Linked DNA regions of Homo sapiens: region 2 is linked to region 1. Evidence: read pairs that join two places in POLR2A ChIA-PET (ENCODE). Cell type or tissue: Panc1. All regions are shown on one strand. Links, peaks and the distances in the headings refer to the core of each region. The heading gives the core; the rest is flanking DNA. Region 1 overlaps REV3L (REV3 like, DNA directed polymerase zeta catalytic subunit). Region 2 overlaps TRAF3IP2 (TRAF3 interacting protein 2).

Region 1 (2,922 bases), core at 117-2,616:
GTATTTTTCTCATCCTATTTTTCATTATATATACATATAAAGTATCAATTTTGTCAGAATAATTGTGAATTAATATATCAGGTTTTCTGGGTACAAGCTAAATGTAAGATAATTGTATAAGTAAGAAAAATGTTAGAAAGTTTGCTCTCACATAATTATTATGTTTTTTATATCCTTTAATTGCAGCTCTTTAATATTGGAAGGTGTTGAACCACAGAGTACATGTGAATTAGAAGTGGATGCTGTAGCTGCTGATATCTTAAATCGTCTGGACATTGAAGGTTCATACACAATTATTCTTAATATATGTTTTTATTTTTTAAAATTAATGACCGGCGGGTGTGGTGGCTCACGCCTGTAATCCCAGCACTTTGGGAGGCCAAGGTGGGTGGATCATGAGGTCAGATCGAGACCATCCTGGCCAACATGGTGAAACCCCGTCTCTACTAAAATACAAAATAAATTAGCTGAGTGTGGTGGCACACGTCTGTAGTCCCAGCTACTTGGGAGGCTGAGGCAGGGGAATCACTTGAGCCTGGGTGGCGGAGGTTGCAGTGGGCCAAGATCGCACCACTGCACTCCAGCCTGGTGATAGAGCAAGACTCTATCTCAAAAAAAAAAAAAAAAAAAAAAAAAAAATTAATGACCAAAATGGAATAGAAAAAGTAGGAAAGAAAACTTTACGAGGAAACTAAGATATTATAGAAGGAGGATACAAAATGTTATGAAGATTGCTTCTATACTTCTGATGAGGTATTAATTTTTTGTTTATATTTTTGTCCAAATGACTATATTTGAATAGATGATACTAAAATAAGTGTGACACTAAATAAAATTAGCTAATATAAAGCAATTTAATGTACTGTGCCTTTTAATTTCTTAATTTTCATATTATATATCAGCAAAGGGACTCTTAGGTCTATTGACTATCATCAGATGTTTGAATTGTATTCACTTGCTGGATTTTGGGGAACCACTAGGAAGAAAACTAAAAAAGGAGTAACATAGTAAGTGTAGGTTGGGATAATTTGTCCACTTTATTACACAAAATATGTGATTGGTTTTTTTAAAGGCAGTATTTGTTAAAGAAAAGTTTAGATTTTTTAGGCATTTCTTACTTTGACCCTGTAGTATTGAAGTATTATTGTGATTACAGCTCAAATTGGTGGAAACCCTGGTCTACAGGCCATATGGGAAGATGAAAAGCAACGGCGAAGAAACAGAAATGAAACTTCTCAAATGAGCCAACCTGAGTCACAAGGTATAAACCTAATAGTGCTCTGATTATTCTTTTAAATCAAGTATTTTAATGGAAAAGTTTGTCATTGAGTTGTTCCTTTGACATTAGATTTTACTTTTCAAATGACCTTTATATTTTGTATGTATTTTTCTTGTTGTCATTGCTGTACAGCCACTATTTATCTTTACAGCTGTCTCCAATTGTCGCTTATTATCTCTTTGTAAGAAGTTGACGTTTTTACTGTTCTTTGTTTTTAATGTACCTTGTCCTCTTGCCTCACTTTTTTGTTTTCATTCTCTAGTATGTTCTAGCCCTCTGTATTTCCAAATGAGCTATAGAAAACTCACAGAAGATCATGAATCTCAACTTAGAAACACTGTTTAATACATTAAGCTTTGAAAATGTAGCCATTGAAATGCTGCCCACAGTTTATTTTCTGAGTATGTCATATAAGCTCTCACTTTGTTCAATATGTACAGCTCTAAAGAAACATTTATTGCTAAATGGTGCCACATTCAAAAAGAATTCGAGGGGGTTTAGATAATACCATGGATACAACAGTTTTAAAAATAAAGGTAAAAGAGTGAACGACATCATTCAAAAGGCAGATATATTATTTCAAAATACAGCAGTAAGCCTATATTGAAGTTCAATTAAAATTATTATATCTTAGGCACTAAAAATGTTTTGATAAACTTTGAGTGCCTTTTATACTTTTAAAAATAGAAATATATTTTATGAGGGGAAATTTTTAGCTTTAGGATACAATATATTTATAGGTAGAGAACAATTTTTCTGTTTTAGATTTAGATTATAATTATAGAACTTAATCTTGAACTGACTTAAGTGCCTAATTTTATAACTTTAGTAACAACCGTTTCTCTTTTGTGTGATTCTATGGTAAAACTACAGTTAGGTTGTATTATGTATATCTAGAGAAAGATAGGAAATTGCCACCATTTTTAAAGCTACTTTAGGAGAAGGGAAAATATTTCATTCATTTGCTATTTACATTTTTTAATGCACTTTTAAAATTCAAAGATCACAGGTTTGTGCCAGCAACAGAAAGTGAAAAAAAATTTCAGAAGAGACTTCAGGAAATTCTCAAACAGAATGATTTCTCTGTGTAAGTGGTTATTTATTATAGATCTCAGAACTAATTTTATTCCTTTGTTATGTAGTCTGTTATAAAGGATATGTTTTAATTAAGCAGAACATTATCAGGATCTGTGGACTACAGCGATGGATCCCAGGAGTTCTCTGCTGAGTTAACATTGCACTCTGAGGTTCTGTCTCCTGAAATGCTTCAGTGTACACCAGCCAATATGGTAGAAGTTCACAAAGACAAAGAGTCAAGCAAAGGTAAGATTTTCTTTTCATGTATACAGAAACTACTAGAACAGATATCTAGCACTGAGATGTTAATATTTGATTGAGTTTGCTAGGGATTTTTTTCCCTATGAAATAAATATTGTGGATATAGCAAAAATTTCTCCCATTCTGTCACCCTTTCTACATCTCTAAAGGTAAGCAGTATCCTGAAGTTAGTGCAAACTGTTACCATATATAATTTTATATTTTCTTATAATGTTTGCCCACCATATATACCATTGTTTTAAGTTTTAAATTTTACGTAAATGATGTTCTGCTTGGCGTAGATGAAGCAACTTGCTTTTTTCACT
Region 2 (2,922 bases), core at 335-2,834, 190 kb before region 1:
GCCTAAGCAATATCAGGGCAAGGGTCATGGGGTCCTGCCAGGAGACAGTCTGGGATGGAGGGGCATGGTCACTTTTGCCAGAAGAAGCATGACTGGAAGGACCCAGGTGGTGACATGGGTCAAAGGAGACAATAATAGATTGAGTCCAGGGAATCTGACCACACTTGAGAGACTAGCTTGGGCACATCGCCAGGTCACCCAAACAGTTTCCTGAGTCTAGGCACTGGGAACCTGGAGGAGGCCACACTAGTGAACGTGCACATTATTTATCTCTTGTTCTGTACTTGAGGCCATCATTCCCCTGAATGTTCCTTTGAAAACGTAGATGGCTCCTGACTGCTTTGCCAAGCTAAGAATACAGTTCTTTTTTTTGTTTTTGAGACGGAGTCTTGCCCTGTTGCCCAGGCTGGAGTTCAATGGCACAATCTCAGCTCACTGCAGCCTCTGCCTCCCAAGTTCAAGGGTTTCTCCTGCCTCAGCTTCCTGAGTAGCTGGGGTTACAGGTGCGCGCCATCACACCCAGCTAATTTTTGTATTTGTAGTAGAGATGGGGTTTTACCATGTTGGCCAGGCTGGTCTCGAACTCCTGAACTCAGGTGATCTGTCTGCCTCGGCCACCCAAAGTGCTGGGATTACAGGTGTGAGCCACCACGCCTGGCCTTAAGAATCAATTTTTATCCACATTCTCAGCTTCTCATTTTGGTTTCAACCTATCAGTCACTTTTTTGTTTACTTGCCAGTTTTATTTTGCTGTACATCCATATATGTATCCTATCTACATGGCAGGCAAACTTGATTATTACATTTATAATCAGCAAAATAATTTTAAGATCAATGAGGGTTGATCTTAAAAGAATCAAAATAATTTTAAGATCAATGAGGATTTTTAAAAAACAAAACAAAACACCTTCCTTCTTGTCCTAACTAGTTACGCCTCCTCCTGGATCGTCTTACTGCTTATGTGGGTAGGAGGGGCAGTGCTTGGATCACTAGGAGGTGCTCATTGCTCATCTTGCAGGGCTACCATGTGGCTCACTTCAGTCCTCTTGCATCTCTCGTATTTCCCAACACCTTACCCCCTTTGGGCCTGGGCCATTCCCTCAGAGCCCTTCCCTCTCACCCTTACTTGGTTCCCTGCATCTCTCCTCTGGGCTTTTAGTTCTATTCTTTTGCGTGATTAAGCATTAGGTCTCTCCTATGCTTAACTCTGGCAGCAGCAGGCTGCCCTTCCCTGGGGACCCTCCTGCTCCTGGTCCTGGCTGGGACCCACTTTCTCCCAGGTTGCACATTCACATAAGTCACTGCCAGCTCTGGCTTTGCTCTGAGCCCAGCCCTCTTCAAGCAGCCCTGGCTCCAAGTGCACGTAGGCTGTAGCAGGAGAGGACCAAGGGAGTTGGAGGGTATTGCCAGTTGGTTGGCTAGTTCCCAGGAGGATGAGCCAAGTTTTCATTCATTTACCTCTTCTTAAGAGGAGAGTGGGGTGTGTGTGTGCGCGCACGTGTGTGTGCACATGCACGTGTATGTCCACTTGGGGGAGGAAAATACAGAGCAGTGATTCTATATCTATCATACAGATAATTTTTCCTAGCCTTGGGTTCGGGACATGAAGGAAATTGTGGTAGGAATGGTGGTGTGAAAGAGGTTCTTCATGGTTGGATTTTCCTAAGTATCTTACGAAAAGAGGAGCCTGTGTAGAGTTTTTTGAAAAGTTTTTTGAGCTCTCCAGCTGGAATACCAAACTGGTGATTTCGCAGATGTTTTTATTTAGGACAAAAAAAAGTGAATTTCGTGAAAACACTCAAGTAATTAACAGTAGAGAAATACGGCAAACATCACAGAGGTGGTAACAGATATCTGGACCCCTCAGCTGGGATCAAGACACAAATGAGCATGGAGCTTATGACTCCTTTCACACGAAGGAGCTAGAGTTGATGTTCCCTGTTGTCTTTGTTGTCTTCACCTACAGATGGCCATGACTACCCTCGAGCAGCCTACCAGCAAGTGATCCAGCCGGCTCTGCCTGGGCAGCCCCTGCCTGGAGCCAGTGTGAGAGGCCTGCACCCTGTGCAGAAGGTTATCCTGAATTATCCCAGCCCCTGGGACCACGAAGAGAGGCCCGCACAGAGAGACTGCTCCTTTCCGGGGCTTCCAAGGCACCAGTAAGTATGACAGGCCCAACCTTCAGGCATTTTTAACATGGAAAGGAATTATGCCAATGCAATGAAGATGTAACAGAATTCTCTATAGGTTTGCTAACCCACGTTAGTGAGCAAGTCACATAGTGGAATGCCCAATATAGACTTTTCAGGTCAGGAGGAAACGGAAGCTGGTTGACAAGGATCTCTTTATCAGACATAGAAAGCCACTAGTGACTAGTCGAAATTCTCTTGAAGGAAAGGCTCTTCAGATGTTCTCCAAGTCACACCCCTTTCTTTTATTTTCAGATCATCTGAATTTTTAGTCCACAAAATAGATTTTTGATTTTACTACGACTGACTTCCACTGTTAGCCAACTCTTTATATGTCTAGTGTCTGTTCCTGTTTAAGCCTATTTCTTACTTTAAAATGTTAAATTCAATTAATTTTCCATCAAAATTTAAAATTACCTGTTCTTTTCTTTTTTTGAGACAGGGTTTTGCTCTGTCACCCAGGCTGGAGTGCAGTGGTGCAAACTTGACTCACTGCAACCTCTACCTTACAGGTTCAAGCGATCCTCCCACCTCAGCCTCCTAAGTAGCTGGGACTAGAAGCATGCGCCACCATGCCCAGCTAACTTTTGTATATTTTGTAGTGAAGGGATCTCCCTATGTTGCCCAGCTGGTCTTGAACTCCTGGGCTCAAGTGATCCACCCACCTTGGCCTTCCAAAGTGCTGGTATTACAGGCATGAGCCACTGTGCCTGGCCTATTATTTTCTTTTGTA

Evidence for each region. ChIA-PET counts read pairs that join two places held together with the same protein. Peaks named below come from ENCODE experiments on the same cell type or tissue, not always from the same donor. Only the 100,000 strongest peaks of a DNase experiment are listed, where the experiment ranks them.
Region 2: POLR2A ChIA-PET joins it to region 1 with 15 read pairs; 2 of 35 experiments call an interaction of 5 or more read pairs at or near these places.

Annotation. Positions count from the first base shown.
Region 1 is chr6:111,387,445-111,390,366 of GRCh38, reverse strand. REV3L (REV3 like, DNA directed polymerase zeta catalytic subunit) reads left to right here. Exons shown (of 32, transcript NM_001372078.1): 6 at 187-281; 7 at 1,157-1,261; 8 at 2,282-2,366; 9 at 2,454-2,602. Among named protein-coding and RNA genes, the nearest start is that of REV3L, 94 kb to the left of the region's middle. In Panc1, for the core only: no CTCF peak of the experiment used is centred there; no DNase peak of the experiment used is centred there.
Region 2 is chr6:111,579,434-111,582,355 of GRCh38, reverse strand. TRAF3IP2 (TRAF3 interacting protein 2) reads left to right here. Exons shown (of 9, transcript NM_147686.4): 3 at 1,967-2,159. It also overlaps TRAF3IP2-AS1. Among named protein-coding and RNA genes, the nearest start is that of TRAF3IP2, 25 kb to the left of the region's middle. In Panc1, for the core only: no CTCF peak of the experiment used is centred there; no DNase peak of the experiment used is centred there; H3K27ac peaks cover 1,574 bases.